Linked DNA regions of Homo sapiens: region 2 is linked to region 1. Evidence: read pairs that join two places in POLR2A ChIA-PET (ENCODE). Cell type or tissue: PC-9. All regions are shown on one strand. Links, peaks and the distances in the headings refer to the core of each region. The heading gives the core; the rest is flanking DNA.

What was found. Peaks named below come from ENCODE experiments on the same cell type or tissue, not always from the same donor. Only the 100,000 strongest peaks of a DNase experiment are listed, where the experiment ranks them.
Region 2: POLR2A ChIA-PET joins it to region 1 with 34 read pairs; 3 of 35 experiments call an interaction of 5 or more read pairs at or near these places.

Annotation. Positions count from the first base shown.
Region 1 is chr1:222,789,867-222,806,679 of GRCh38, reverse strand. No RefSeq gene overlaps it. Among named protein-coding and RNA genes, the nearest start is that of DISP1, 17 kb to the left of the region's middle. RefSeq lists an enhancer at 1,358-1,527. In PC-9, for the core only: no CTCF peak of the experiment used is centred there; a DNase peak (open chromatin) is centred at 8,309.
Region 2 is chr1:222,879,434-222,896,246 of GRCh38, reverse strand. All of the region lies in intron 1 of DISP1 (dispatched RND transporter family member 1), which reads right to left. Among named protein-coding and RNA genes, the nearest start is that of DISP1, 73 kb to the right of the region's middle. In PC-9, for the core only: no CTCF peak of the experiment used is centred there; a DNase peak (open chromatin) is centred at 6,596; H3K27ac peaks cover 1,006 bases.

The DNA of each region.
Region 1 (16,813 bases), core at 4,212-12,211:
GCCAAGATTGCACCACTGCACTCCAACCTAGGTGACAGAGCAAGACTCCATCTCCAAAGAAAGGAAAGGAAGAAAGGAAGAAAGAAAGGCAAGGAAGAAAGAAAGAAAGAAGGAAGGAAGGAAGGAAGGAAAAAAAAAGCATGTCTGAGGAAAAGTATTCCATGCAGAAAGAATAACCAGAGACCAGGCGTGGTGGCTCACGCTTGTAATCCCAGCACTTTGGGAGGCCGAGGTGGGTGGATCACCTGAGGTCAGGAGTTCGAGACCAGCCTGGCCAACATGGTGAAACCCTGTCTCTACTAAAAACACAAAACATTAGCGGGGTGTGGTGACTTGCACACCTGTAATCCCAGCTACTCAGGAAGCTGAGGCATGAGAATCCCTTGAACCCGGGAGGTGGAGGTTGCAGTTAGCTGAGATTGCACCATTGCACTCCAGCCTGGGTACAGAGCTAGATTCAGTGAGAAGTGAAGGGAAGGGGCAGGATGGGAAGGGAGGGGAGGGGAGGAGATGGGATTGGAGGGGAGGGGAGGGAACAAGGAAGGAACAGGGCAAAGACCCTGAAGCAAGAACACACAAATCAAATTCTGGATATCCAGTTCTCTAGAATGCAACATGTTCAAACATGTTTCAGTTCCAGCTTAGGCCTAGACTGAACCTCCTGCTAGAAAGCTTGAGCTGCTTGCATCTCTGTCTGCACAAGTCAGTCCAATGGACATTTCTTCTTTGCCAGTTGCTGTCCAGTAGACTTTGCCAATAGGGGGCAAAAGAAGGATACTGAAAGCAGACAGAGAAGGGACATTCTCTTTCCTGTCTGCTTCCTTTTTCCTATTGGCATCACCTGGAATGGCCCTTCTCCTTGGGAATGGCTATCAGGACCAGTTTCCAGCTTTTACCCTACTTCCAAAACCAACTTCATCAGGTCCCCAAGAGTACCTGCTACTGAAAGGTGGCCCCTCCTCAGAGTCCCAGGCACCACTTCTGCAGCCCCTGCTCTTCCCTTTGTTCCTCCAGCCCTAGAGATGTGAGCTGCTTCCTGCAGCTTCTGTCTCTCTATGACCTCAGTGACCCCTCTTGCCTTTTCAGTTGTCCATCACTCACTTAGCCAATTCCCAATACTGAATTCACTGTGTTATGATAACTAATGTGGTTTCTTTTTATTGATATGGGGAGCTAGGAGGTAAACTTCCTGAAGCCACAAACAATGTTTTATTTGTCTCCGACTCCAAGCAATTAGCATGAAACCTAGCATATAATAGAGATCAATAAAGATTTGTTGAATAAATAGTGAACAAATGTCATATCTGCTCACTGGCAAAGTAAATTCAGACAAATTCCTGGACACTTAACACCCAACCCCAACTTTCCCATTAAGTATTCAGAAAATTGCCTTGGCTTGCCTTGTCAGGGCCTTAATGTGAACAGCAACCTCCACCCCTCATTCCCATCAACCACACAGAGGCAGTCTGTGCCAGTCAGGAGGGAACACACGGAGAATGCAGGCAGGAACAACCACGTCCTTAGGCAGACCACCATTAGTCTGTGGAGATTTTAAAAGAAGAAGAGAGTGTTTGGGTTCAAATGATTTACTCAAGTCATTTGAGATTGGCCCACTGCCCACCCAAACTCTGGCAAACATGAGCCACTTTCTGACAGGGATTCATAGCAAGACACTGAGTGGCTTATTTTCGTTTGGTCAGAAAATATAAAAGAACATCTCTCTGGGAATACCTGTGCATGAAGGAAATACCATGCCACATTTTAAATGCTAGATTATATTTCTACTAGGAAATTTAGTTGTAATAAAAATGAAGTAAATGATACTTGAAAGTAGAGCAGAGTTGCATAGGGGCTTGCATGAATGAGCATGCAATAAATATTTGCCAAGTTCTTCTATTGCCACTCTTTATCAAAGTTCTGATTTATGATGAAATCATTCGAGAGAACTCAGAATGCTTTGCATCCCACAGCAAGCATATAAGAGATAAAATTTTGACACAGTATGTTTTTTGATGTACTTTTCCATCCTGGCAGCTGTCTCAATATAAACTCTTCTGTTTGAATTATTATAACAGCCTCCAGACTGGACTTCTTGCCACTAGCTGTGAGCCACACTCCACATTGCTATCAGTTATTTTTCTAAAACTCCCTTACTTAGTTCAAATCCCAGTTTTGTCCACTACTATCTGTGTGGTCTTAAGTAACTTACCTAACCTCTCTGTGCCTCAGTTTCATCATCTTAAAATGGGGATGATAATAGTTCTTACCTCATAGGGTTGGTACAAAGTCTAAGTTAATGTATCTAAAATACTTAGGACAATGCCCACCACATTGAAACTGCAATATAAGTGATAGCTATTATTATTACAGTTGGAAGCACTAGTTGGCTTCATGTTGCTTATGGGATAAAATCCAATTCCTTAACAGATATGGGTTTTCCTACTCAGAACCACCAGTTATCTTTCCAGACTCATCCTGTATCTTTTCCCTCGCTACCTCTCCCCCAAATTACCTATCTTCTCATCCCTTCTGACAAAATCTAGTTTTCTCTTTAGAGCTTCCATGAAACAGACCTCCAACCACCCTGTCTTTCCAGTCTCTTCTTACTGAGTTTCTTTGCATGTGTTTTGCTTTGTACCTGGAATGTCTTCCTTCTGCCTCTTCAACTGTTATACTCCTACTCAACCTTCAGGACCATCACAAATGTGACCCTATGAATCCTCCCAATGGCCTCCAAGAGGAGGTAATGAGTCTTGTCCTCTGGCCTCATCCACGGCTTCATATCTCTGCAGTGTTAATGACCATATTATATGCTATATTTACGCATTTACATAGCTGTCTCTTCCCACAGTAATTTACATTCCTGGAGGGCAGGAAGTATACCCCAAAAGATGACTGTGCTTTCCAGTGATTGACATAGTTTGTGTCTGATAAATGACAAAGAGATAAACAAATCAACACATGAATCAACGGGGGGAAAAAAAGCCATTCAAAACAGGCAGAATTGTCCATTTTTTGAGATCTCCAAACAGAAGTGAATGACGATCTTCCACCATTGCTTTAATGAGAAGTGGGTGAGTGTGGGCCAGATGACCTAACTTCTGACTCTAAGATTCCAAGAGAATCTGCAATAAAGTTTGTGTATGTGTGTTAGTGTATTTTGCTTAATATAAATGAAGTCAAATTGGACTCTAATGTTATTATTTTATTTTACACCATTGAATTTTTAAACTAAGAAGGTATATTTAAATACACACACACACACACACACACACACACACACACCATATGTAATATACCAAAAATTGGTTCTCTGGCCCATGAATGGTACAAAAGTTCACAGAAGAAAGTTCACAGAAGTTCACTCACCTTTACTTGTATTATATGTAAAGGGTCATTCTCCAACTTGGACAATTTGAAAAATGCAAATTTAATCTGTTTCTATTCCAAAACAAAGTCAAATACAGAGAAAGAAGAATGATAAAACGGTAGGTAAAGAAAGGTAGGTGCTATAAGGAGAGAGTTAAGGAACTGCCAGTGGGACTAGAAAAAAAAAAAAAGATAGTTGATAGTAAGGTGAACAGAGAGGGGTCTTAGATGACTCAGGAAAGCTAACTGTCCAAACAGTTCCAAATCTAAAATTAATGTGTTTATTTAAATAATATATGAAATGGAAAATGTCAAGCCGCAAAACCACTAACAGTTTTTCCTTGACAAATATGCAGCATACGTAGCTAGAAAAATACCTCTTTTCATTGGAGAAGTTTCTCCCTATTGCAGGCTCGGGTACTTTACATGCCAGTGTAACATGAATCACTTCATAGAAGCAGAGGTGAAAGAATAAGCCTGAAAATAAAATCACTTCTAGTTACCTTAACAAAACAAATGTATGTTTAAAATATTAAAATCATTCAGTCTTGATGTGAAATGTAATTTTTAAATAAGAAAAATAATTGTTTTCGCCAAATCAACATGAAACACTTAAAATAGTCCATTACCCAACCAACTCGCTTTTCACCTTCCTCTTCCTGTGTATTCCTAGTCTAAAGAGAAAGATAACTTTCTTGCTTTTTTTTTAAGGTCCCAAAGAGATTTCAGTTTACAAAGGTAGATAACATTCTTTCTACACCTTCTAAGCATCAGTTTATCTTAAAAGCTGGACTTCCCTCAAACACTCCCAGAATGCCAGCATTCACATGTTCTTCAAAACATCAAAGCCATTTACCATGGACTTTTTGAATAGTTCATTGCTAGCTGCCCAAATAAGTGTGTTATGGTTGATAATAACCTTTTCTTGACAGCTAACACATATGACAATAAAATATACAGTTTTAAACAATAAAAGTCTTTAAACCAAAGTGTCCAAATAAAAAGTGTAATATTACCCAAAACTTTAGACCAGTAATTTTTCTACAATTTTTAAGGGGAAGAAAAGTTTGCCTTACATTTCATGTGGCATCTAGCCAGCAGATCTAATTGTAGGTTGGGAAGGGTGTAACTCGTAAGTGAAATGGGAGTCGGCCACCTTTGGCTAAATCTCATTATAATCTCAGGTATCCTATCCTATTATCCATGTAAGTATACTTATACTTGTCAGTTTTATTTCAAAAATATGATCCCTGAACTTTTGACATGTAAGCCAGTAATGATTTTAAATACTGCTGGGACAGGAACGCTGAAAAAGGTCGGATTCTTAGCAAAATTATGGAACATAATCATCAGCCCTCTCATATTTCCTCTGTGTTCCCACCCCTTGTTATGGTATTAACTAAAATTTGAGGTGGAAGCTGAAGAGGTCTTAAGCATTGATCCTCCCAGGAGTGTTCTTTTATTTCCTTGGAAAATATTCATTTAAAAAAAAGGCCTTCAAGAATTAATGAAATGAAGCATTAATAGTGGATTGACATATGGAACAGGAGGGCCTCAGTTTACCAGCACAGTGCTATGGTCCCAGGCCCTTCCACTCTTCCTCCCGGGAGGTGTGAAGCTCTGCAGAACTGCTGTCCCTCTGCCCATGTGCCCTTCCCCTTGTGTCCTCCTCTCCCTTCCCACCTCCTCCATGTCCCTGCAACTAACTGCTCCAGTGTCACCATACATCCTGAATTCCTACCTAAGAGTGAATGAATAAAAACAGATGTGCTACTTTGGAGAAGAATGACCTCTGGCCAAATCATAAACTAACTGAAAAGACCTGAAAGGAACAACCTAAATGATGAGCCCTTTATCTGGTCCTCAATTAAGGTCTAAGCACATGAATTCAGCCAGTCTACTCCCTCCTCCTCATCAAACTCCTTCGTGTTTGCTGAAGTAGTTACCCACCTACGGTTCACGTCAGACATCTTTCCTCTGTCCATTAGGGCTTGGCTGGAGAGTCTTTTGACCTGAATGATTTGTGTGAGCCTGCCTCAAAAAAATCAATTCTGGCAAATGAACTCAGAGTATTTACAATAAATAAACCCTATCATTCCGGGATGGATGACTTTCTGTTCTTGGACAGCTATTTTCTAGTTTGATGCTTCAGAACCACTGCCTGTGCCATTCACTCCACCCACCCCTCCTGCTGTCTTGTACCAGCATTAGACTTTGCTCTTGGGCTCCTTGTTTTTTTTTCTGGTTCTCACCCAGAGTCAGTCCTTCTTGCCCTTATTTCTTTAATGAGAATGATTTCCCTTCTGAAAATATGATCCAAAATATACACCGATTCTCCCAGGAAAAAGTACGTGCTCACACACACAATTTTACATACAATTTCAGTATGCTCATGGATGATCCTGTTAGGTCCATGATCCCTTATCTTGGGAAACTTTGACAAATTACATAGGCAAAGTTAACCCAATCTATTAGAGAAAAAGTATACCCTGCATTTATACATGCATATAGTTCATAGCTAAGTTCATTAGGGAACAAAGTTTGTGGGACTCTTCTTTTTTTTTTTTTTTTTTGAGACAGGGTCTCATTTTGTGGCCCAGGCTGGAGTGCAGTGGTACAATCTCAGCTCACTGCAATCTCCACCTCCCAGGTTCAAGCGATTCTCATGCTTCAGCCTCCTGAGTAGATGGATTACAGGTGCCCGCCACCACATCTGGCTAGTTTTTGTATTTTCAGTAGAGACAGGGTTTTGCCTTGTTGGCCAGGCTGGTCTCGAACTCCTGACCTCAAGTGATCCACCTGCCTTGGCCTCCCAAAATGCTGGGATTACAGGCATGAATCATCGCGCCCAGCCTGTGGGACTCTTCTTGAGAAAACCACACTATGAGAACTAACCCAAAGTCTGCTCACCTTAGGATACTTTGAAGATGTATAGAGTCAAAGATTCAGGCTTCACTTACTGTAGCTAGAGGAATGCCAACTAGTCTACAATTTTTGCTTAAGGCTCCATTTTTCTATTACCCAAAACATAATTTGAATTATCATTTCATTTGAAAAATGTCATGAATAGTTCATATTTCCTTTTCCATGCCTTTACCTTTCCTACATCATTTTTTTTAGAGGTGAGGAAAAAGGAAACATGATCAGGATAAGAAAATCCAATAGCATTTGTTAAATACCTGCGGTGTCACCATTCATGAGTTTCAGAGAGCAATTATATGACAACTCAGGTTGCTGAAGTATAATCGAGTTAAGATCATTCTCATGTAGAACAAATCCTGAGATGTGAAGAACTTAATGGTGTCATTATAATTACTGAGGATTATAATTAATTTTGGATTATGAGTGTCCATGAACTTGAAAATGACAGTTTAAGTGCAGTTTGGCTCTTTATGGAGACATTTTTACATTTATAGATTGAAATATAAGGAATATAGTGTTTTTTAAAGTACTTTCAAAGCCTTCTTCATAAAATCTATTATAAATCCCCAAACCACTAGTTAAGTTACTTTGAATCTACAAATTCCTGAGTAAAAGGAGAGTAGATGGAAAAGGAGAGAAATAAACAGAAATGTTGCAATTTTTGAAAAGTGGTATTTCTGTTATTCAACATTTTTGAGCATGCATACATTCTTACTACAGAACATTAAAAAGAGCATTAACAGCATGTTTGCAGGCTCAACATGTAGCCAGACAGAGTACAATGGAAACTACCACTGTGGGACATGACTCTGGAACCAGAGGAGGGATGAATTCCTGTCCCTCACATCTGCCTCATTGTAGCATCTAAGGCAGGATGAATGGGCTGTTGTCTTAGGGAATGAGGGACCAAGGACCCAGGGGCTGCTCCAGATCCGGTATTAAAGGAGGGCGGTCCTGGTTAAGAACAGGGCTAAGGAACATCTCCTGGAGCTGTTTCCAAAGCGAGCCTATGGTTTTCTCTTAAATTATAAAAAGTACTGCCCATAGAGTGCACTTATTTGGGATAGCTTGAGGAAGGGTGATGGAAGCTATCATGTGTGGGGGTGTCCTTAAAGTCCCACTCTGGAGCTTCTATTACACCTGCTTTCCTGTTTCTCCCACCCTCCCCATGCTGTTCTCAGAAATACCTTGCTAGCCACTGTTCGCTGGATCTCTCGCCTGAGCCACACCCTTCTCTGCTTCCTGCCCTTCAGTCAGCCTCATTTTACTGCTAGCATCACCTCTGCCTGCAGGTGCTGATGGAGGTGACCAGTCTTCTGGGTGAAGTTAGCTTACTGGAGCTTTCATCACCGTGTCATCAGGGCAGCTTAAGATTCTTCATTAAGACCACTTAATGTTGCCGGGTGTGGTGGCTCACACCTGTAATCCCTGCACTTTGGGAGGCTGAGGCGGGCAGATCACCTGAGGTCAGGAGTTCAAGATGAGCCTGGCCAACATGGCAAAACCTCATCTCTACTAAAAATACAAAAATTAGCTGGGCATGTTGGCGTGCACCTGTAGTCGGGAGGCTGAGGCAGGAGAATTGGTTAAACCTGGGAGGCAGAGGTTGCAGTGAGTTGAGGTTGCACCACTGCACTCCAGCCTGGGTGACAGAGTGAGACTCTGTCAAAAAAAAAAGACCACTTAATAAGTGCAATTATTTCAGAGGGGTTTCAGTGACCAACCCTCATGGTGACAAAAGTGGCTCACACTTATTGATTAGCTTCAATTAGTCTATTCATTCAAGGGCTTTGCATGAATCTACTCATTTAATCCTCACAATAACTAGACATTAATTTTGCTCATTCTCAAGCTTTGTAATAAAGAAAGAGTATGTATTCTTTTGAGTAGCTTCATTCATTCCACATTACTTTCTTTCATTTCTGTATAGCATTCCACTGAGCAAATGAGAACAGGATTTCCTAGCTTAGGTTTATATGAAGACTATTGTGTTAACAGCTCAACAGAGCAAGACAGGTTTTTTTTCTGTTTAATTCCAGCATGACTCATGTTTGAGTTACTAAAGTTCTTTAGACTTTTTTTTTTTTTTTTTTGAGACATGGTCTCACTCTGTTGCCCAGGCTGGAGGGTGACAGCAAACTCCTCCCCCCAGGCTCAGAAGATCCTCCCCCCTCAGCCTCTGAAGTAGCTGGGACTACAGGCACATGCCACCACAACCAGCTAGTTTTTGCATTTTTAGTAGAGACAGAGTTTCACCATGTTTGCCAGGCTGGGCTCGAACTCCTGAGCTCAAGCAATCCTCCCACCTTGGCCTCCCAAAGTGTTGGAATTACAGGCATAAGCCACTGCACCCAGTCAGGAATATTTTCATTACACTTTAAAAATTAAGATTTAACTGAAAGAAAAAAAGAGGAAAGCATTTAGGGTTAAGAGTACTTGTTTGTATTGAGAGTTAGTGGGGGAATTCTGAAGCTGTTCTGTGAGCCCCCTGAAGTTTTCAGGTGAATGCTAGATCTTAATAAAATTTAGCAAAGGGTATAGAAGAAAGGGCTTCAGAAGCTGAGGCCATAACTTAGGGGACAGGAAGAAAAGAAGGAGTTAAACTTTTAGGTCATTGTTCTCATTCTCTAGAAGTTAAATTTCCAATAACTCTTCAATCCCAAATGTTTTCATACCCACAGAGAAGTGTGCTAGAGATAAACTCTGAATGTGTTTGTTTAACCCAAACTTCTAGATTTGGATAAACTGACACTTGAAGACATAGAAACTTGGATGGTCAGTTTCTTTTAGTTACCCCTTTTAAGTCCATAATTTGTAAGAGAATGGAAAATAACCCCATCATTTCTTTTTTAGAAAAGAACAAAGAATATATTCTCCTTAAAATGTCAACAAAAGTGTATAATTCTCTTTATTCTTGCAGGAGTTTCCCCTTGTTCAAATTAAATAAATATTTATTGAGCATCTACTGTGTGCAAATCCCAGTAATAGGTACTTTCAGTACATATAAATGAGTGACAGACATTTCCTTCTATTGAGGCACTTAAGATTGGGAGAATAGGTGAGTTAAAAATACAAAGAATATCGACAGACACAGTGGCTCATGCCTGTAATCCTAGCACTTTGGGAGACTGAGGTGGGCAGATCACCTGAGGTTGGGAGTTCAAGACCAGCCTGACCAACATGGTGAAACACCATCTCTACTAAAAATACAAAATTAGCCAGGCATGGTGGCATATGCCTATAATCTTGGGAGGCTGAGACAGGAGAATTGCTTGAACCCGGGTGGCGGAGGTTGCAGTGAGCCAAGATAACACCATTGCACTCCAGCCTGGGCAACAAGAGCGAAACTCCATCTCAAAAAACAAACAAACAAAAAAACAAACAAAAAAAACCAAAGAATCAAAATTAAAGCTGCAGAAAATGAGGACTATCAGAAAGGCATGCACACACAAAAAAAGTGGTAAGGGAACCAAGAGAAAAGACTGATAAAATCAAATTTAGAACAGAGGAAAGATTTTATAGAGAACTCGGTAATGGCATTGGCTTTAAAAGACGGGCCGATTTTCATAGTAGAGAGAAGATAGGGAGCTGCATTTGCCCAGTGAAGAAAACAGTAAGGGCAAAGCTATGGAGACTGGCATATTAGGAAAACAATGAATAATACAACACATAATAATGCATAATAATAATACAAAAGAGAGATATGTGGACCCCTCCCTCCTGTGGTCCCAGTGTTCTGCCCAACACCATTTCTCCAAAAATTTATTGCATTTACTTATTGTCTTTGTTTGCTAGGGCTACCATAACAAAATACCTACAGGCTGGGTGGCTTAAACAACAGAATTTGTTTTCTGATAGTTTTGGAAATCCAAAATCAAGACTGTGTTATGGGATCTTTGGGGTGCCATTTTTCTGGCTGGAAATCTCTGTAGCCGGTGGTACCTTTGCCCAAGTTTTGCTCGGGCCTGCTGGGCTCTTTTCTCCTACTTGGCTAGGCAGGATGAACTTGTCTCACACTACTGACCTGGGTCCCATGCTTGTCAAGGATGAGTCAGGCGTGGAATGGTGAGGGGTGTGTGAATGAATCTGTGGTCCGGCCACTGCGCCCAGACAGACATGCTGGCTGCTGCAGTGGGGTGGGCAGCACCAGGTGCTGGCATGGGTGCTGGCTCTCTGAGAAGCTGCAGCTGAACCAGACGCAACACAAGTAGCTCATCATGGCTGGCACTGGGGAATATGGTGGCACCTGGAAGCTTGGAGATCCCAGGAACTGCAGGGCTTTAAAGAGGGAGTCACAGCCCTGGCTCAGGGAGCTCCAAGGTCTGGGATCCCCGAAGGGCCACAGCTCATCTCTCCTTTTCTTTGCCTGCAACATGGCAAGCAAGGGGCATGTTTCAGCTCTGTTTGCATTATAGCTCTTTTAGCCCCGCCATTCAATGGGTCCTGAGTTCTTGTCCTGTGACGAGGAAGAATGAGGTATGCAGACAAGTGGAGAGTGGGTAAGATGAAGCGGAGCTTTATTGAGTGATAGAACAGCTCGGTCTCCCACAGAAGGCAGCGCCTTTCTGTAGCTATGGTGTCCCATTGGCGAGTGTTCAGCTCCTGGCAGAGAGGAGACCCTGTTGTAGGAAGCTCCTCTCTGCAGACAAGTTATACCATTTTCTCTGCAGCTCTCAGCAGAGAGGAGTCCCTGAAGTGGGTAGCTCCTCTCTGCAGCTGTTCATCCCAATGTCTACTCAGCTCTGGATGAACCCAGGACTTTTATGGGCCTCAGAGGGGAGGAAGTGTGTGCCGATTGGTCCACAGGTGGCCATGGGTGGGCCGGGAAAAGGCACCAGGAGTTCCTACTCTGGTTCATGGGACTAGCAGTCCAGCCCACAGTCTTCAGGCCCTCCCTAGCCTGAATGTGGGGCCTCACCAGGGACCTGCCCACTTCTGCCCAGGAACCTGTCTGCCTTCAGCTGCCATCCATGGTATCCAGGCTGTAGTTGCCAAGGGGCACCTGCAGGCCAGTGCAGAGCTGCCCTTAGCCACCCTTGGCTTCCTTCCTATGCTTGTTGGTGCCCAAAGTCCAGAAGTGGCTGAGATGGCAAGAAGCTGGCATGTCAGCACTGCCCCAAGAGTGTGCACACTTGGCTGGGCTCCAACAGTGCCTGGGCTCAGCCTGACTTTGCTTCAAGATAGAAGCAGGTGCCTACAGCAGAGAGAAGCCAGGCAGTGGGAGCAGGCACTTCCAAGCCTGTGAGGGTAGGAGGAGGCCTTCCAGGGCCCCTAAGAGTGTAGAGATGCCTGGGTCTGCAGCCACAGTTTGGGCGGCTACAGCTGTGGGGGTGGAGGAGGGGCAGGAGGGGAGGTGGCTCCTGCCTGCTCCATGGAGCAGGAGGCCTGGATCTGCAGCCCTGGTTTGGGCAGCTGAAGCTGTGCATCAGAGGTTGGAGCTCCCACCTGCTCCCGGGCCCCAAGAGCACAGGGATGTCTGGGTCCGCAGCTGTGGCTTGGGCGGCTGCAGTGGCATCCAAGGAGCTCCTGCCCCAACTCAGAATGGGTGGGGCTCCCACTTCTCCCCAGTTCCTGCTGGCTTCATGGAGTGTGCAGCCCTGGCTGCGCCTCCCTGCTGCAGCTGGCATGATGGCAGCGGTTGCTACAAATGGCCTGCCACTGCCATCAACTGGAAGTCCAAGATCAAAGTGTTGGCAGGTTTGGTTTCTCCTGAGGTCTCTTTCCAGACTTGCAGATGGCTGTCTTCTTTCTCTCTGTGTCCTTACGTCACCTCTCCTCTGTATGTGTGCATCCCTGGTGTATCTCTCTCCTTTTACAAGAGCACCAGTCCTACTGGATTGGTGTCCTACCCTCATGACCTCATTTAACCCCTTTACCTCTTTAAAGGCCCTATCTCCTAATACATTCTAAGGTACTGGCGGGTAGGGTATCAACATATGAATTGGGGATGGGCACAATTCAATCCATAACACTTATTTAGTAATCTTCTGCTTATCATGAGGGAAGGGATCTGGTCTTGTTCATATCTCTACTCCATGTGCCTTAGTCCAATGCATGGTACATAAACATTTCTTAACCCACTTTTTGTTGATTTAGAGGTAGAGTGAAGACTATGGAGGTTGAAGTCAGGTGATGGAGAGATTTAGATGCTAAGAATAGGAGTTTAAATGCTTAGAATAAAGAAAGGGGCTGGGGGTTGTATGGTGAGAAGTACTATTCAAGAGAATTACTCTGTCAGCAATGTAGAGGATTTGTTGGAGGTAAGAGGAAAAGGAAGCAGGAAATTCTATCACTGTGGCCCAGGCCAGGGGCACTGAAGACCTGTTCCAAAGCTTGGATGTGACAATTGATTAGGAATGGAAGCAAAGGAGAGGAAGCAGTTCAAAAAAAAAAAAAAAAAGTTTGGGTTTTTAAACTTTATTTATTTTTAATTGACAAAAATAATTATGTGCATTTATGAGGTACAACATGATGTTTTGATCCATGCACACATTGTAGAAAGGTTAAATCCAGCTAATTAACATATCTAACATATCTATCACTTCATCAATTTATCTTTTTTCTTGTGAGATGTTAAAAATCTATTATTTTAACAGTTTTGAAATACACAATACATTATTATAGATCATTGAAACGTATTCCTTCAGTCTAAACTGAAACCTTGAACCCTTTGATCAACATTCCTTCGCTTCTCCCACCCTTCTCCCCCTCACCAGCCGATGGTAACCACAACCATCTTTCTGCTCACTGTTTCTATGAAATTTACTTTTTTAGATTCCACATATAAGGGAGATCACCCAGTATTTGACTTTCTGTGCCTGGCTTATTTCACTTAGCATAACTGAGATTTTTGAGCTTGATGACTTAAGAGAACAAGTCATGTTTCCATTCAAGTCAAAAGGTGGTGCTCAGGATGAATATGATGAGTTTGAGAAGCAGTTCAGCTACATGGATGCTACCTGAGAGATTTTCAATGTGGGAAACGAAAAGACAAGTTTAGTTCCTATTGCAAAAAAAGTTGAAAATGTGGGTCGGTTGTCCAAGAAAGAGCCGTAAGAGTAAGCTGCATGGTGGTCAAAACTTTGGCTGTTTTATTCACTCTTGTATACTCAGCTCCTAGTCAATGTCTGGCACATATATAATGTTCAATAAATATTTGTTGAATAGATGAAATAGGGATTGAGGAGTGATCTGCATTGCAGGCACTGCAGTGAGAGAGATGGTTGTTAAAATCGAAGGCATGAAAGAGGAAAAAGAGGGGAAGCAAGGAATAAGGCCAATTACTCCTACTTGACTTCAAATTATTTCTCTGCAAATTATGTGAAACACAACAGATAATTCTTATCAAAATCAAATAGAGAAAAATCAATCTCAGTACCTCTGCAAAAAAATACAGGCATTTGGGGGTGGGCAGGGTGTTGATAATGTGTTATCAAATAGCAACACCTAGTGATCAGTTCCGAAAACAACATGGGGATTTTTCAATGAGTTTTTTAGTGAAGTTTTTCATAGAACTCAGACATGCAGAAAAGGAAACTTATCGAAATTGACCAGTTTTGCAGGTGGTAGTAACAATGATAACTAATATTTGTATGACACTTAATAACTTATAAAATGCTCTCTTATACTTTATCTCATTTGATAACAGATGAATATTGTGGTAGAATAAAGGTGAGGTTGATGTAGAGAAGATGGTTGGGGTCTGGGCTACTTGTTATGATTGAATCCAGCACAGTGGCAGGCAGCCAAAGAGGAAGGTTTGATTTCTGAACAGGTTTTACTCCAACAATTTACCATAGAGTGTACGCAGGTCCTCCATCTCTGCCTTTCATTGCAGAAATGGTGGGTTATAAGCAGTGGTAGGCAAGAAAAGGGGGATTTAAAGAAGCATCTCTAAGGAGAGCCATGCAGCTACACACACACACACACACACACACACACACACACACACACGAATACGAACACATACGCATATATATGTGCACACGCACGCACGCGCACACACACACACCCTTTCTCCCTCTACCCACAGGTGAAAACTTAATCCAATTTGTCAGACCCTCTTGTTGATTTCCATTTGAACCTCATCAACCTTTTTAAATTTTCCTACTCTCAGTCCCTGAATCCTGAACTGCAGAGGCTGACTGCTCTGGGACTTGAATGCCAGTTCCAACACTTCCTTACTGCCTGACCTTGAACAAATCACTTAATCTTCTGTGTCTCAGTTTCACCACCTATAAAATGGGAGTAATAACAGAACCTACCTCCTAGGTTTGTTACGAGGTTTAAATGTGTTTGTATCTCAAGCACTTAAAAATTCCTATCTTATAATAAATATTAGCAATTACTTTTCTATCATCATATTCTAACTATTTATTTACATTTGATGCCTTTTTCCCTAAACTTCAGTTTCCTTGAGTATAGAATACTTTTTCCTTTTTTTTTAGAGATGAGGTCTCCCTATGTTGGCCAGGCTGGCCTCTAACTCCTGAGCTCAAATGATCCTCCTGCCTTGGCCTCCCAAAGTGCTAGGATTACAGGCATGAGCCACCATGCCCAGCCTCTTGAGTATAGAATATCGTTCATCTCTGAAACCCTAACACTTAGGTATGGCACATAGTAGGACTAGGTAAGCAGTTAGCTTCAGAGATTTCAGAGGAATAGCAGGATGTCTGAAGAGTTTCCTGGAATATGGTGCTATTTAAAGCAGGTCATATTAGGGGACCCAGGCAGGCTGTCCAGTCTAGAATTCTTAGCTGTCCTTAACTTGTGAATGGGCAGTCTTGGGTAGGCTAAAAAGGCACAGCAACAGAAATTGGAAGGGGATCCACGTACAAGAACTAAGGATAACATGGGCAAGATGACTCAGGATTCAGGAACAGGACAGAAACTTTGATAACAGAATTGGAGCAAATCCAAGGCTGGACTCTCACTGCATCTTTCCTGGATAGATTTAATAGTCTCGTAAGTCTCCCTTTTTCAATTATTTCTCACACTGCCACCAGAGTCAGCATTCTAACACTCTGATTATGCCATTTCCTTGTTCATAAATTAAATGTTCAGTGGCCCACTGTGTCAGCCATTGTCTCATTTTCAAACTCCTCTTCTATACTCAGTTTGGTGCTGCTGGGATCAGGACTTTGCAAACCACTTTTCTGTTTGCCAGCTGGCTCCAAGCTAGACTCTGCCAAGAGAGGTTGGTAGAGGGAGACTGCGAGGCTGGAGAAGAAAGAAGGAATTTTTTTCTGCTTCCTGTCAGTCTCACCCTAGTAATTCTTCTTCACCAGGCAGCAGCAATTAGTTTAGTCCCAGTACCAGCACTTGGTTCCAGTTGGCAGTTTTTCCAACACTTATAGGGGTAGCCTGATCATCGTGCCTCCTTCAAGACACCAGTAGCAGCCAGTCCATCCCCACCATATCCAGAGGTCCAGGTCTCAGCCCCACAGGGCCTTTCCTCTGAGCTCAGAGACACTAACACTCCAAGGTCTGAGCTTTAGCTCTGCAAAGTTCTTCTTCCAAACTTATAAGTGTTTTCGCTTTGTTTAAATATTGGTAAACATGTAACATGAAACTTACCACCTTCACCATTTTTAGTGTGCAGTTCAGTGGTGTTAAGTACACCCACATTATTGTGCAGCCAATACCCAGAACTCATTTCATCTTGCAAAACTGAAACTCTATACCCATCAAGTAATGACTCCCCATTTCCTCTTCCCCCCCATATTAATCCATTTTTGCACTGCTGTAAAGAACTGCTTGAGACTGGGTAATTTATAAAGAAAAGAGGTTTAATTTACCTACAGTTCTGCATGGCGGAGGAGGCTTCAGGAAACTTACAATCGTGGTGGAGGAGGAAGGAGGCACGTCTTACATGGCAGCAGGCGAGAAAAGAGCAGGGGAAACTGCCACTTATAAAACCATCAGATCTTGTGATAACTCACTCACTATCACAAGAACAGCATGGGGGAGACTGCCTTCATAATCCAATCACCTCCCACCAGGTCCCTCCTCCACACGTGGGGATTACAGTTAGAAATGAGATTTGGGTGGGGACACAGAGCCAAACCATATCACTCCCACAGGCCCCTGGCAACCACCATTTCTGTTTTCTGTTTCTATGATTTTGACTACTCTAAGTACCTCACATAAGTTGAGTCATACAATATTTGTCTATTTGTCCCTGGCTTATTTCATTTAGCATAATATCCTCAAGCTTCATCCACCTTATAGCATGTGTCAGAATTTACTCTCTTTTTGGAGTTGAACAATATTTCATTGTAGGTAATTAAAACGTTTATCCATGCATTCATTGATGGACACTTGGGTTACTTCCATCTTTTGGCTCTTGCAAATAGTGCCTCTATGAACATGGGTGACATAGTTTGGCTCTGTGTCCCCACCCAAATCTCATGTTGAATTGAAATTTTCGCTTGTCAGGAGAGGGGCCTGGTGGGAGGTGATTGGATCATGGGTGTGGATTTCCCCCTTGCTGTTCTCATCATAGTGTTCTCACAAAATCAAA
Region 2 (16,813 bases), core at 3,494-11,493, 90 kb before region 1:
AGCCTTGACTTCCCAGGCTCAAGAAATCCTCCCATTTCGGCCTACCGGTAGCTGGGACCACAGGCATGCATCACCATGCTCAGCTAATTTTTTTCATTTGTAGAGACGGTGTCTCCCTATGTTGCCCAGGTTGGTCTCGAATTCCTGGATGTAAAGCTATCCTCCCACCTGGACCTCCCAAACTGCTGGGATTACAGGCATGAGCCACTGCACCTTGTAGCCTCGCTTTTTCATTTTTTAAATGGTATCTTTTGAAGAGCAGAAATTTGTAATTACGATAAAGTCCAATTTATCAACACTTTAAAAAATCTTATGAATAGGCTTTTTAAAAAATCTTGAGAAATCTTTGTGCCTTTCCTAAGGTCACAAAGATTCTCTATGTTTTCTTCTAAAAGTTTCATAGCCTTAGGTTTACAGCATTTAGGTCTATAATCTACTTTTAGAAAATTTTTATATTTGCTGTGGGATAGAGATCAAGTTTTCCCTCTCCACCTGCAAGAGATCCAGTTAACCCATCATATGTGGAAAAGACTGATCCTTCTCCATTGAATTACCTTGGCACCTTTGCTGAAAAATCAGCCGGCCATGTATGTGTGAGTCTTTCAGGACTCTTTATTCTGTTCCATTGATCTGTTTATCAATCATGTTATTTTAAAGAGATAAAATGTACATTAATTATTCTGTTTGTTATAAACAGTCAGAACTGGGCAACTACTGATGTATTCCCAGCATTCCCTCACAAAGGAAAAGAAAATCACAGATTGCGAAAAATGATGAGATAAATGGCAGAAGTTTGTATTTCATCATTTTTTTAAAAAATCAGTTATTCTTAAAACAATAAATATAAGCCAAATTAACAGTAAAATGTGTTGAATTTATTTTCTAAGTTGACTGGTATTCGGTTAACTACTTGGAAAGAGTACAGTGGCAAAAAAGCACCAAGGTCTACAAAAGGTTCCTAATGAGCCTTTCAGAATTTCCCTGATAACTTCAGCTGAGCATTCAACTGGACAGTATCTCCTTAGGCTCATCCCTGGTCAGCTGTTCCAAACCATAACAACCTACCTCTGGTATCTCAGCCCTGCCCTTTGCCCATCACAATTAAGAAATGTGAGTGTACTCCTTTGGAAAGAAAACTGAGACTATTCTCTAGATTTTCAAATGCATCTGTATTTCTACCCATCCTGAAATCCTTCCCCCAAAATAAGGAAAGAAGAAAGGGTGTCCCTACTCAGATGCTTATTTTTCTACCTGTGGGTCCTTAATCCCAGCCTTTGGGTCAAATCAATCTCTTAGGTGGTGTTTCTAAATCTTTAGGAAATAAATTGGAATCTACAAGAATTCTCAATCTCGTAGGTTATTCTGTATTTTTCAAATATTTATTTATGTGTTTTAAAATAATAATGATGGCACCCGCAGCCCGTCTGGAGCAGCCGCTGCAGCGTCGCCGGCTGTAGCAGGGGAGGCACAGCCGGGTTCGTGGTGCCTGTTCCAGGGAGCCAGCGGGAGCGGGAACAGGTGGGAGCCCCACCCATTTCCGAATTGGCAAAGCAGGAGCCCCATGCTCCCAGGCGCAGCTACAGCCACCCAGCCATGGCTGCGGACCCAGGCATCTCTGCACTCTTGGGGGCCCGAGAAGCCCCCTGCCCCCACAGGCTTGGAAGTGACTGCTCCTGCTGCCTGGCCTCCCCCTGCTCCCTGCTCCCAGCACTCGCTCTGATTTGGGAGCAAAGTTGAAGCCGAGTCCAGGCGCTGTCGCAACCCGGGCGGGTGTGTGCACAGTTGAGGCAGTGCTAACACTCCAGCCCCCTGCTGCCTCAGTCCCCTCTGGACTTTGGGTGCCTACAAGTATGGGAGGGAGCCCGAGGGGGCACTGAGGGTGGCTCAGCATTGGCCTGCAGGTGCCTCTCTGCAGGAACAGCCTGGGCGCGATGGACTAAAGTGACTTACGGTGTCAGGAGGCAGACTGGCTCCTGGGTGGAAAGGGGTAGGTCCCTGGTGAAGCCCCACCTTCAAGCCAGGGACGGCCTGAAGCCTGGGGACCGGGCTGTCAGTTCTAGGTGAAGTCTGCACCGGGAGTGAGAACTTAGGGAGCTTTTTCTGGGCCCAACCATGGATCAACCAGTACACACTTCCTGCCTTATGAGACCCATAACCACCCACCCAGTCAGATTCACACAGACATGGGGACTACCGGCTGGGAGAAGGAACTACCCACTTCACGTCTCCTCAACTTGTAGGGATGACCTGCCTGCGGGAGGGAGCTACCCACTTCGGGTCTCCTGAGAACTGTTCTGCCACTCAATGAAGCTCCTCTCCACCTTGCTCACACTCCAGTTGTCCATGTACCTCATTATTCCTGGACACGGGACAAGAACTTAGGACCTGCTGAATGGCAGGGCTGAAAGAGCTGTAACACAAACAGGGCTGAAACACGCCCCCACTCCATTAGCCACGTTGTGGGCAACAAGAAGGAGAGAAGGGAGCCCACATCTAGGAGCTCCCGGAGCCAGGGTTGTGACACTCTCTTTGGGGCTCTGCAGTTCCTGGCATCTCCAAGCTTCCAGGCACCACCACATTCCCCTCATCCAGACATGGGTGCCCGCAGTGGAAGCTGCATGCAGTACATCTGGTCAAGCCGCAGCCTTCCATGGAGTCAGTGCCGGCGCCTGGGGCTGCCCGCCCTGCCACAGCAGCTGATGTGCCTAGCTGTCTGTGCACAGCAGCCAGACCTCACACTCACTCGCCCACACAGCCCTCACCGCTCCATGCCTGGCTTGCCTTTGGCAGGTGTGGGATCCGGGCCGGTAGCATGAGCCAAGCACAGCCTGCCAGGTCGAGTGGGCGGAATGAGGCCAGCAGGCACAAGCAGTGCTCAGGAAGAAGGCTCCGCCAGCTACAGAGGTTTCCAGTTGGCGAAGTAACATCCCAAGGATCCCATGACAATAATGAGTGACAGTAATTATTATATACAGTGAATAATTTTTCCATGATAGGGTTATTATCCATTTAATAGAAAACCACTAAAGTTTTAGTAGTTTTCTTAACACAAAAGATTTAATAATAAAGGCATGGTTTATAATTATCAACCAATATATTGTGGTATTGTGATAAGATCGATATTTTCGTAACATAAAAATGATCTATACCTGATATAGACATCTAATAATAGAAAACATCAAGTGAAGTAAACATTAACACATGTCAAATAGAAATTATTTAAAAATTTACAGATGATATCACAAATATTTGATATTTAAAAGCCACCAATTTTTAATAAAAATTTAAAACACATAAAACATTAATTGCCTTGAGACTTGACTTTTATTTCATGACAAACATTCCAGACATAGAAAACTTTCTTTCATGTTGCATAGATGTTGGTGTGATCACCAAGCTGGACATTCAAACACATTTTGCTTCATTTAAGCTCATTTTCTTCTTTAACAATAAAAATATTTTGTATGCTTGCACTGATTTCGGTTTTGCCATTAAAGTGAATATTGCTTTGCTAATCCAGATTACAGATGTTTCTGATTTCACATCAAAGTGTTCCATAGCCACACTGTGATCATCTCTTGCATTTATTCTGTCAAAAGTATTTACAAATAATCGTAGCCTGTAGCAGATACCAAACACTGGAAGCCCTCAGCAAACATTATTAGGTATAGTATTCAAGTAACGTAACATTCAGATCTCCTAGCAACATTAATAGCATTACAAAGAATCACATGTCCAAATGACCAATTTAAGATTTTGCTGTCAAAACTTATTATTTCTCGGGACACCACTCACTGGAATCATATACAAAATATACTATGTGAATAAGCTTATTCATACTTACGTTATTTGCAAGAATGATTCACCATTAGCAGTAGTCAGGGCTAGGAATACACACTAGTACACGGCAAAGCCACAATAAGACGTGAAGCTTTCTGTCCTGTGTTCCTCTCCAGCTTCCCAGAAATAGCCATCTTAACCTTTGACTCTCTGTGTCATGTTTCCTGCTGTTGCTGCAGACTTGATGTCCATGAATTTAATCAGTAACCTCTGCCTTGACTGCTAAACGTGAAGGAAAATTACAATACCCTGCCTGTTTTCCTGATTTCCCCACCAAATTTTTCAGCATTTGGGAATCTAGAAAAACATAAAATTCCTGAGAAATGCCAGGAAGCAAATCCTAAATGGGAACACTTCTCTTACGTATCTTTATGTAAGGTATCACTCCCTCCTCTCCTCTCCTCTCCCCACCCCCATTAATTTTCTTGCTCTTGGTTTTCAGTCATACAAGATCTTCCTAAGCTCTCTACCATCTTCTAAAACTTGTATGTGCTTCCCTGTATCACCTTCCCTTCATTGCCAATTCTTAAGATAGTTGTTTATATTTACTCCTTCTTCTTCTCCATTGGCCTTTTACTCCTCAACACACACACACCCAAATCCTGGCTTCCACTTTCACTATTCTATAACCTGTTGTACTCACTAATCACCTCAAACTGGCAAATGAGATCAGATCTCTCTCCAGGTCTCATCCTACTTTACCTTCATGTAGCATTTGATGCCATCAACCAATCCCTCCTTCTCAAAACTCTCTTCTAGCTTGGTTTCCCAAGCAGTAATCCATCTACTTTTTCTTACTGCATATTGTTTTTCCTGCTTTTTTGTTTTTTTTGTTGGCTTTTTATTCTGGCCCCCTCTTTAAATATGGATGTTTTTTAAGGTTCTAGGTCTCAGCCCTCTCATCTAAAAGCATTCTTCCTGAGTAATTTTAGCCTACTTTTGACCTATAATATAGTTTACTTCCAAATCCTTATTTCCAGCTTCAATCTTTCCCTTGATCTATAGAAAGAAATTTCTATCTTTCTACTGGATATCTCTACCTGAAAATGGTGAAAATACTTTCATCACAGCTATAGGTAGGAAATTATCTTTGATTATTCCTTCCTTCACAGCATGTTCAGCTGGTCATTAGGTCCCCTCTATCTATTCTACCTTCAAAATGTCTCCGGAATTGTCACTTCACTCTTCCTCTCAGTTTCTATGCTTCAGCTACACTTCATTTCTTAAATGAGCCATGCTTCTCCAACACAATACCTTCACACATGCTGTTCTCTCTTCCTGAAAAGTCATCCCCCCTCCTCTCTTCATCTAGCTAACTCCTGGTATTACGGGTTGGATTATGTCCCCCTCAAATTCATATATTGAAGTCTTAACCCTCAGTACCTCAGAATGTGACCTTATTTGGAAATAAAAGCTGTTGTAGATGTAATTCGTTAAAATGAGTTCATACTGGAGTAGGGTGGGTCCCTACTCCAGTATGACTGATGTCCTTATAAAAAGAGGAAATCTGGACACAGACAAGCACATGGGGAGAACACAATGTGAATGTGAAGGCAGATCAGGCTATTGTGTCTACAAACCAAGTAACACCAAAGATTTCCAACAAACCACCAGAAGATAAGAGAGAGGCATGGAACAGATTCTCCCTCATAGCCCTCAGAAGGAACCAACCCAGCCTACATATTGGTCTTGGACTTCTAGCCTCCAGAACTGAGAGACAATACATTTCTGCTGTTTAAACCACCCAGTTTGTCATACTTGTTATGGCAGCCCTAGAAAACTAACACCTAGTTGTAGCTCAGATTTAAGCTCAAATGTTACTTCTTCCAGAAGTCTTCCCCGATTCCCCCAAAATGAACTATCCCTTATCTCCCTCATTTATCAGCTCTCATAAACACTCATTGCTTTTCCTTTACAGCATTTATCATATTTATCTATGTGATTAATTATACTAAAATTATCTCCTCTACTAGTCTGTAAAGTAGATCAGCTCAGGTACTTCATTAGTTCTCCCTGTATTACTCACTTTGAAGTACTGATCCCTATCTGAAATGATCTTAATCATTTATTTAAGCACTTACCACATTTATTACTTATTTCTCCCTCCACAAAGCACAACCCTAAATTATAGAACAGTGTCTGGCACATAGTTGGTGTTCAACAATTATCTACCAAATGAACTAATGCATAAACTCCAATAGAAGAACCCATAAATGTTTTGCTCACTAATGATTATATATCCAGTTCTTAACATATAGAAAGCTGGTCATATAGAAAGCAATAAATAATTATACATGTTGAATAAATGAGCCTACTTAATAAGTATTTCACTATAAGGAAGCTTATCACTTTAAAAAATCACTTGTAAATATTAACAGTTTGGAGATGATAACCTTTCATATGCTAAAGTAAATCTTTTTTAGTTACATTAATTTACTTCTACTTTCCAGTTGATATTTAATATTTAGAAACATATGCCAATAAAACAGCTTGAAAGGCACAGCTCTAAGCTATGACTGGTTTCAAAATGATTTAAATTCATAGAATAAAAATACAGAACTTCACTACTTCCTTGGTTAAGGTTTCTGCTCTGAAACAACAAAATGGAAAAGTACAAGTGTAAAAGAAGTTTTCAAGATAATGAAATCAGAAATTGTCTTCATTTTATATTACTGCAGTAATGCTGACAACAGTAAGTAATTTTTAAAAGATATTTTTACCCATTATCCCATGTCTCTTAACCTAACAGGCATTTCCTGTTTCTGTGTTTTGTGTAGTCTTTGCCCCAAGGCATATATAGTTCATGTAGTTATAATAAAACGTGGCTCTGTGAAAAAAAAAAAAAATAGTTGCATGGGGAAAATGATAAACCAACCCAATGAAAAATTTACATTTGGAAGAAAAATTGTATCACAAAAGCCAGAAGATATTATCCCAAGTGCTACTGTTTGCATTCTCTCATCTTTAATCAGAAAATCTCTTGAAAGAGTTCCCTTTAAACAGGAGGCTTAAGGAACTGAGGAAAAGCATTTCCTGGAAGAAAACAGAATCACCCATCCTCAATCAGTTCAGCAGACAAGGTATACAAGGTAACTAGATACCAAGCAAAACCCTGGCTTTCAAAGGATTAAACATCAATTTATTTAATACTAGCCTACTTAGATTTTGAGGGTTTTTTCTTCTCCTGTTCTTAACATAAAACTTCTTGACCTCAGAAGAATCCCAATACCTTTTCCCAAAATATGCCATATAGTGTAATAAAAAATATAAAATATACTCCACCCAAATTATAAAGTGTGTTTTTAAAGAGTTGGAATCTTAGGGGAAAAAAACATTTATCTTAAATGTCTCAAAGTAACATTCCCAACACACAAAAAACTGATAAATGTTTGAGATGATGGATATTCCAAGTAATCAGATTGATCACTATACATTATATGTATAGAAACATCACTATGTACTCCATGGATATGTACAATTATTATTTGCCCATTTAAAAAATTTTTTGAAGAAAGAGAAAAAAGTAAGCAACTGAATAAACTAAGAAATCTCTTCACAGCCTTTCAAATAGAAACACACACACACACACACAACTGACAAAGCCAGTTACTCAAGATAAAGTTGTCACTAAAATAACAAAAAGAAACCTTGCATTTTAATTGTTCTATAAAAGGTAATATTGTTGATGTTTAAGACGATTTGGTTACTCTCTCAGTATGTGGGAGAAAATAAAAATTTTCTAAATACTTTCTGGCTTGCTTTTTATCTTCAATGTACAACAGAATACATTCTGATAAACGCACTACATAACTCAAAATTTAATACAGCTTCTCCCATTACTTTGGGCATTCTAATTTCACAATTTTTATGCTACCCCACCCTCGGCATTCCTTTGCTCCATAAAAAAATTTACTTAAAGTAAAACTTTTTACCCTTTTTACCCAATAAAAATACCAAAGAAAATTGTACTTTAAAAAAACTTTTCCTTAAGATTGGCTTCTTCAGCTTGAAATTTTTAACTTTTTAAAAGATGGTTTGTTCAATGTATATAATGTGTGTAGAGATTTGCTCTGTCTCATTCACATGCATGCAGTAAGTAGCCAGCCTATATTTCATATGTGATACTCATTATGATTGGCTAGTAAATCTAAATTTAAAAATTACTAGCGAGACTTTCTTTCCATTACACACTGATCACTTAGAAGTGAGCTCAGGAAACTCAAGTAGGACTATGTTGTGATATTTCAGGTAATTTTATAAAGCTAAACCATCTCCTAGAAATGTTCTTAAATGAAACAACTAGTATGAAATGCAACCTGCTCCTAACAGTCAGGCAGATCAATTTTGAAAATCCACCCAAAATTGTGAACTGAAACTTCTACAGTCAACATTTCAGGGATCTGAAGCCAAGAACCCAAAAGGGTCCCAACCTGAACCCAGATTTAATATCAGTGACTGAAATAATGAAATTATAATGGTTCAGCAGTGCCACTTCTCTGCTATTGTGACCTCTATACCTTGTTCCAATTGGTCAAATTAGGACAAAAGATCTGTTTCCATTCTCAAAGACATCAACATTTTGAACATAAAAATATTAAAAACAAAAACAGGCCGGGCGCGGTGGCTCACGCCTGTAATCCCAGCACTTTGGGAGGCCGAGGCGGGTGGATCATGAGGTCAGGAGATCGAGACCATCCTGGCTAACAAGGTGAAACCCCGTCTCTACTAAAAATACAAAAAATTAGCCGGGCGCGGTGGCGGGCGCCTGTAGTCCCAGCTACTCGGGAGGCTGAGGCAGGAGAATGGCGTGAACCCAGGAAGCGGAGCTTGCAGTGAGCCGAGATTGCGCCACTGCAGTCCGCAGTCCGGCCTGGGCAACAGAGCGAGACTCCGTCTCAAAAAAAAAAAAAAAAAAAAAAACAAAAACAATGTGACATTTATAAATTACCTAATTCAGGAAACTATTATGTTTAAAACTAACATAAATATTTTGAACTATGAATTTAAGAGTAATGAAGAAGAAAATACGAGTTTCTTTATCTCAACTGCCTGAAAAATGCCCAGATATTCTGGCTACAATCAGAACAGCCAATCAGAAGGATGACATACAGGCAGGAAAATAAGGGCTTGTACTTCAGGTATTCAAACAAGTATTTTAAAAATGTGCCTGCCTTAACAAGCAACATTTTAAAGTGTAAGAGGGTAATACACACCAGCTTTCAGTTTCCAATTTCCCATTAATCTGACATCAAGAAAGAAACCTGATAACTTGGTATCTCTGAAACTGAACCTTCAGCTTCTGTGATTATTTTTCCCCCATTCGAAATCCTTTTTAGCTGGTTTTAAAAAATGTCTCAATCACAAACTTTGTGTTTATGTAAAGTTGTGCATTTATCTATAAACAAACCCTCCCCAGAAATGACTGCAGTTAAACATGCCAGTGCCCAAAAAATTCTGAGAGATGCATGACATCAAACTAGGAATTCCCATAAGGAATCATTTTGAGCAACTAATCCTCTGCCTCTAGGTAAACTAGATTAATTCCAAATGATCTCTCTCAAAACTCTTATGTAAATATGATGTTTCAAATCACTTACAGCTACTTTCAACTCTTTTTTGGCAAAGGATTTTTGTTTCTAGGCTTCCTAGGTCAACTCATTGGCCCTATGTAAGTAAAGATTGCCTTGAATCACTCTTCTTCAAAGGAAACACAACATAAATGGTCTCTCAAAACAGTTCTGACATCAAAGTACGATCTGGCTTCCTATACCTTCAGAATTGACAGGGTTAATCTATGCAAGTTAAGGAACTTCAAAGAGCTGGCACCTAGCCAGCCACATTTGTGCTCAGTTGTCTTCTTCTATACCAAGTTAATCCTCCTTAAGGAAGAAATGTAGGTATTATTACCAGGGAGATCTAAACTTTATCTTCATAGAGTCAGTGGAGCTTTATCTGAAAATAAGTTTGGCTGGCTTTTGCAATGTGATTTTTAAGCACATAGTAGATGCTCAATAAACATTTCATGACTACATGAACGTCTGAACCCGACAGCATATGAAACTAGTGCAAACTAACAGGTGTGGTAGCTGCTCCTATCATTGGTATTATTGCCTAATAAACCTCAAAGCGTTGCTTCTGTTGCTGTCTCTACCATTCTGTCAACACTCACTGTTCAGATTTTCTATAGCCTACCTCTCTTTGCCATCAGCATCAGAAAAATGTAGAAGTATAAAAGGAATTTGTGTATGAGCTCCATTATCTGAGTTGGAAACGTGTCGCTGAAAGGTCTTTTCCCTCATCCCCTTGTCTCCCCATGATAGACATGGAGGAACTCTGAATGCTACATTATATACATAGTTTAAGCCTATACATCTCCTTCCAAGTTGCCCTATGAAGTAGTTTTCAAACTTATTCACATGGCAAAGCACCAGAAAATCGTGATGCTTTTATATTTAATTCTATCATACAAATTAGGAATAATCTCAGTAGGAGAAAATACTAGTCCGTGTGTATGTGTGTCTGTGTGTGTGTGTGTGTATCCCCATGATAGACATGGAGGAACTCTGAATGCTACATTATATACATGTTAGTACATATACGTATATTTCCTCACTCTGCCCACTCAAAGGACCCAGAAGCAATGACACCAAGGAGCAGGAAGCACATCTAGCACTCAGACTTGGTTTCTAAATGCCATTCTTCAATAAAAGAAACCAGGAGCCCGGGCAACATAGCAAGACCCTGCCTCTAATAAAAATTAGGAAATTAGCTAAGTATTGTGGTAAGCAGCTGTAGTGCATACCACAACACTTGGGGAGGCTGAGGCAGGAGGATCACTTGAGCCCAGGAGAAAGAGGCTGCAATCAGCTGTGATTGCACCACTGCACCCTAGCCTGGGTGACAGAGCGAGATCTTGTCTCAAAAAAAAAAAAAAAAAGAAAAGAAATCAGGGCTCCTTGGAGCTCTAGGGTGGGTGCTGGGAAAATATAAGATGAGCCTGGAATATCTTGTGGTACTTCAAAGTATGGAAGTGCTCAAAAACATGTGGAACGGACACAAAAACCAATTCAAAGGAACTCCAAATGGCCAAAGATGGAACAATTTAAGCAAAAATATAAATTAATAACAGTATTGGATTATAAGCCATGGAATAAAATAAATATTCATGAGGCCATACTTACATAAACAAATGAGGAAGAAGAAATGGATCTTCCTTACAGTAGCTTTCCAATTACTGAATGTAGAAGAAATGTAGAAATTTAAAAGCCATCATTAGACAGGCCAGGTGCGGTGGCTCACCCCTGTAATCCCAGCACTTTGGGAGGCCGAGGCGGGCGGATCACGAGGTCAGGAGATGGCTAACATGGTGAAACCCCGTCTCTACTAAACACACAAAAACAAAATTAGCCGGGCGTAGTGGCGGGCGCCTGTAGTCCTAGCTACTCGGGGGGCTGAGGCAGGAGAATGGCGTGAACCCAGGAGGCGGAGGTTGCAGTGAGCCAAGATCGCGCCACTGCACTCCAGCGTGGGCACACAGCGAGACTCCGTCTCACCAAATAAATAAATAATAAAAAGTCATCATTAGACACATACCATAGTAATAATTGTAGGCAAGAACCATCAGTGGATGCTAAAATCAGTGAGCAAAAGATACTCATTAATCATGAAGGGAAAAATAGTAACTTTACAGAGTAAAAACTGGGCAGACACCTTAACCAAGTGATCAAAGTTAACATCACCAATAAGGCATACGGACACCATATACCCCTGATATGATGCATTAAGACTTATACAGCATCCCTTCTGTAGGATGCATAGCCAAAAATGCATAGCCTCCATCTAAATATGAGAAAACATAAGCTATACCCAAATTGAGGAACATTTTTAAAAAGAAACCTTAAAAATGCTCTTTAAAATTGCCAGGGTCATGAAAGATAAAGACAGACTGGAGAACTATCACACATTAACAGATTGGAAGAGACTACGGAGACACAACAATTTAGTACAGTGTGGGATCCAGGATTGGATCTGGGCCAGAGAAAGGATATAAGTGAAAAAACTGGCAAAATTGAAATTAATAGAAGTATTATAATAATATTAGTTTCCTTGTTTCAATAATTGTGCTATGGTTATATAAGATATTAACATGAAGAAAAGCTGGGAACCCAGGAACTCTATGAAAGTTTTCTGAAAGTTTAAAATTATTTCAAAATAAAAAGTTAAAAAAAAAAATCCCTGGGCCAGGTGAAGGGATAAGAATTTCAAGGGAGAGAGCCAAAGTGATTCAAATTCAGTTATCTGGCAGGAGTTTGGGAAGTTTATTCAGCAGCAGTGGTTAAAGAGGAGAATAACAGATCCAAACAGTAATTATCTACTGAGAGTCAATTATAGGACAGGCACTCTATTAGGCTACCAAGATGAATAAGAAAAGATGGGTCCTGGTCTTCAAAGAGCTGTAAGTTCAGTAGCTTTCCTTACAATCAGAGCCCCTCTCACCTTATAAAATATAAATGGAATGCCTTCTATTTTTGTACAGGTGTATTTTGCATTTTGTCTACTTGTAAGCAAACACAGTATACTGTCAGTTTTCCTTGTTTTAAGTATAGAATTGTAACACTACACAGCGTACACTTCCAGAGCCTAGTATATATTTTAACAGACCTTTTTGCAAGCACACTTACCACCATATGTGTATAACTAACAATATGCTTATGCCTGTGCACCTCTCTCTTAAAACTCTTGAACAGCTTGTCTCTAAACAATGTATAATCTTTATTTATTTATTTATTTTGAGACAGAGTCTCGCTCTGTCGCCAGGCTAGAGTGCAGTGGCACGATCTTGGCTCACTGCAACCTTTGCCTCACGGGTTCAAGGAATTCTCCTGCCTCAGCCTCCCAAGTAGCTGGGATTACAGGCATGTGCCACCACGCCCAACAATTTTTGTATTTTTAGTAGCGACGCGGTTTTACCATGTTGGCCAGGCTGGTCTCAAACTCCTGACCTCGTGATCAGACTGCCTCGGCCTCCCAAAGTGCTGGGATTACAGATGTGAGCCACCGTGCCCAGCCATCTTTATTTTGAAAAATGTGGACATTGAAAAAAATGTTTCCATAAAAACTTTGTATATATGTACATTGTTGGTGGTGGTGGCGGTACTGTTACTGCTTCTAAATTTTTTTTTAGGATTAATTTTTATGCTTGGAATTAATGTGTTAAAGCGTATGAACACTTTTATGATACTTAAATTGTATTACCAAATTGCCCTCTAAATCCTACACCCAGACAAATCTGAGCCTTAATATGTTTAAAAACAAAAAATGTTAGTTAAAAACACATGAAATTATTTTCCTACCTTATTTGAACTGGCATTTCTTTTATGACTAGTACTATCTCATAAGTTTCTTCACTATATGGAGATTATATATATTCTAAAGGTTGATCTAATCATAATTTACATGTAACAGATCTCAAGATTCTCTCCGAAAATTTTCTTTTGCAAAAATTTCTTTTTTAGCTTCTCTAATACTTTTTAATATTTTTTCAGTGTATATTAATTTCTAAGCATTTATACAAATACACTCTGCAGATATTTAATATAATCTTAATTGTCATCAACATTTATTTCCAGTAAGTTTAGCCTGTCATAGAAGATAAAGAATTTATATAACTCCATCATTAAATGCTTTCTTTGTTCTGTCAAATTCCATACAAAACCAAGTCAGAAAAATGGGAAATGACCTAAAAGTAAAACATATAATAAAGGAAAATTTAAAACTGGAACAAAGGAAACATACAGAGAATATTTTTCTCCATTTATTCATAAAGTTACAAAGAGAAAAATGTCCCTTTAAATTAACCTGCAAATTTGTAATATTTCTAGACAAAAATACTTTTAAATCTAACGCAGAGAAGAGAAGAACCCACCAAACTTTAATTTCCTTCTCCTTCTGCCATTGTATTAGAATTCCTCTAAATATTTGCCATTCCCAGGTTACTAAAATAGAATGAGAAACCACTCCTTTGTAGTGCAGATGACTGGAATAACCCTCTAGTAGTGAAGAAAAATTCTCACACCTTCAAGAAGGAATTAATTTGAGAGGCTGAACGATAAAAAATGAGATAAAATCATTGAAAAATAAAATGATTGTTCTTTGTAGTGTAAATTATTTTATTCTTGATTATCTCACAACATGAATACATATGGTAAACACTCCATAATGAAATAAATTAAGAAAATCTAGGACATCTCCATGTCCATTTCATATTGAAATCAGGTAATTATGTTCATGGCATATTGCTTTAAAGCTTTGTCAAAGTTCCAATTCTATAGAAAAGAAAATATCTGCTATTTTTCTAAATTTTAATTGTTAAAAGTCCATACCCCTCTCCACCTCAAAATTTCCCTTTTGTTGGTCCAGTCTTCTTAACTGCCTTTTTTAAATGTTTCGATTCAATGCAATGGTATTAAGTTATGTGTACATGTCAAATACACAAACACACACAGACATATACATAAATATATATGAAGGTACTTAACAATTGTTTTGGCCCATTCTTTTTAGTATAAGAATATCTTTATGTCCTTTCCAAATTTAGAATTAAAGATTGTCAAGGCAATATTTTTCCTTTAAACCAGAACTAAAGGCAAAAATGACCCGTAAAAATCTACAAGCAACTGAAACAACTGAAAATATTATGTTGCTAATTTTACAATCTCAAACTCTACCTGATGCCAGTAGGCCCTTGCCAACGAATCCATTATAAAGCTGCAAGCATGGCTCTTACCTCACAATGTAAAGAGAACTGAAGGAGGAAAAAACAAAAACACCCCATCTGAACATCTTGTTATTAATACTTCCTTAAAATCCATTAATGTCAGCAACTAAAGCGCTACTTTACCAACAACTCTAGGCCAGCGGCGGTGGCTCATGTCTGTAATCCCAGCACTTTGGGAGGCCGAAGCGGGTGGATCACCTGAAGACGGGGGTTTTCAGACCAGCCTGACCAACATGGAGAAACTCCGTCTCTACTAAAAATACAAAATTAGCCAGGCGTGGTGGCGCATGCCTGTAATCCCAGTTATTCAGGAGGCTGAGGCAGAAGAATCGCTTGAACCTGGGAGGCGGAGGTTGCGGTGAGCCGAGATGGCGCCATTGCTTTCCAGCCTGGGCAACAAGAGCAAAACTGTGTCTCAAAAAAAATAAAAAATAAAAAAAAATTCTAAAAGATATTGACAAGTTCTGCTTTAGAGATATATAGTAGGCCTGTCAAGGTCAAACAAATTAAAAATTAATTTTCCTATATATAACACTTTTCTAAAACTCTTCCAGACCTTTGTTTTTCTAGAGACAGGGTCTTGTTCTGTTGCTCAGCCTGTAGTACAATGGTGCAATCACAGCTCACTGCAGCCATGAACCCCTGAGCTCAGGTGAGCCTCCTGCCTCAGCCACCAGAGTAGCTAGGACCAGAGGTGCACACCACCACACCCAGCTAATATTTATATTTTTTATAGAGACAAGGTTTTGCCATGTTGCCCAGGCTGGTCTTGAACTCCTAGCCTCAAGTAATCCTCCTGCCTCAGCCTCCCAAAGCACTAGGATTACAGGCATGACTCACCATGTCTGGCCCAGACATTTTATTTTAAGATGACTAACCACCAAGTTACGTGTAGTCTTCTCTCGCCACACAGGAAATCAACTCTTTCCACCAGAACCATCTTTATTCTTAGGTGATTCATTCAAAAAGGAAAATGTTGCCCACTCTTTGAAAGACCTAAATTTTTACCTGTGATAAACAGCTTTCCATGAATAGAAATCTGCTGCAAAGGCCTGTGCAGGCTGCATTCCCTAGCATTGAAAGGTCATTGTAGAAGGGATTTTATTTTATTTTTATGTCATTATTTTATTTTTTGAGAGGTGGTCTCAATGTGTCATCCAGGCTGGAGTTTAGAGGTGTGATCACAGCTCTATAAGTGATTTTATATAACATTCACGTACTTTCTGATTACAAAAGTAGTACATGCAAACTGAAGAAAAATTAGACCACATAGAAAAGCACGAACAATGAAATAACAATCACCCATGATCTCAATGCCCAAAATACCCTCTTAACATCTTGATGTATATATTTCCAATCTTTTTTATATGCCCATGTCTATTTCTCTTTTTAAAATATAACTGAGATTGTACATCCTGCTTTTTCTCCACTAATATCATAACAATCACTTTCTCAAGTTAATTTAACCTCCATAAGTGTAAATTGTAATGGGTACAGATATCTCATAATTTATGTAAACATTCCCCCTACGATTAAACATTTTGATTGCTTCTGATTTTTGTTATTATAAAAAGGTATTTCAGTCATGGATTATCATGAATGGTAATACCTTTGATGCAAGACTTTTTTTTTTGCATACTTGTTATTTCCTCAAGAGTCGTCAAAGTGGAGTTTTCAAACATAAAGTTTTTTCTTTAATGTTATGCTCCTCTATATTCCACAGGCAATGTATGAATGCTCATTTCAACAAATTTTCAACAATATAGTGTTAAAATGTATTTTGTTAATCTTAACAGTATTTTATTTTAAACTTACATTTCTTTGATTAGTAGAGAAATTAAATTCTTTTTAATGTAGTAATGTATGTCTTGTTGAGTGAATTGCCTTTTTGCCCATTAAGACTTTGGTCTTTTTCTTGTCAATCTGTGTTTTTAACAATTGATATTTACATATATTAACTTTATCTTTCTTCACCCACCTACAGTATTACTAACTTGCCTTACATCTTTTTTATTTATGTTTTGTCTTAAAAGTGACAAAGATTAAAAGATATTCTTCATAACCTACAGAAATGTACACAATCACATTTTATTCAAATAGAAAATTCTATGATATATGAATATTCTTTATATAATTTCCAAAATATCTTTGCCATTCTTCATGACATCACATAACATCACATGAAGTTACTAAAAA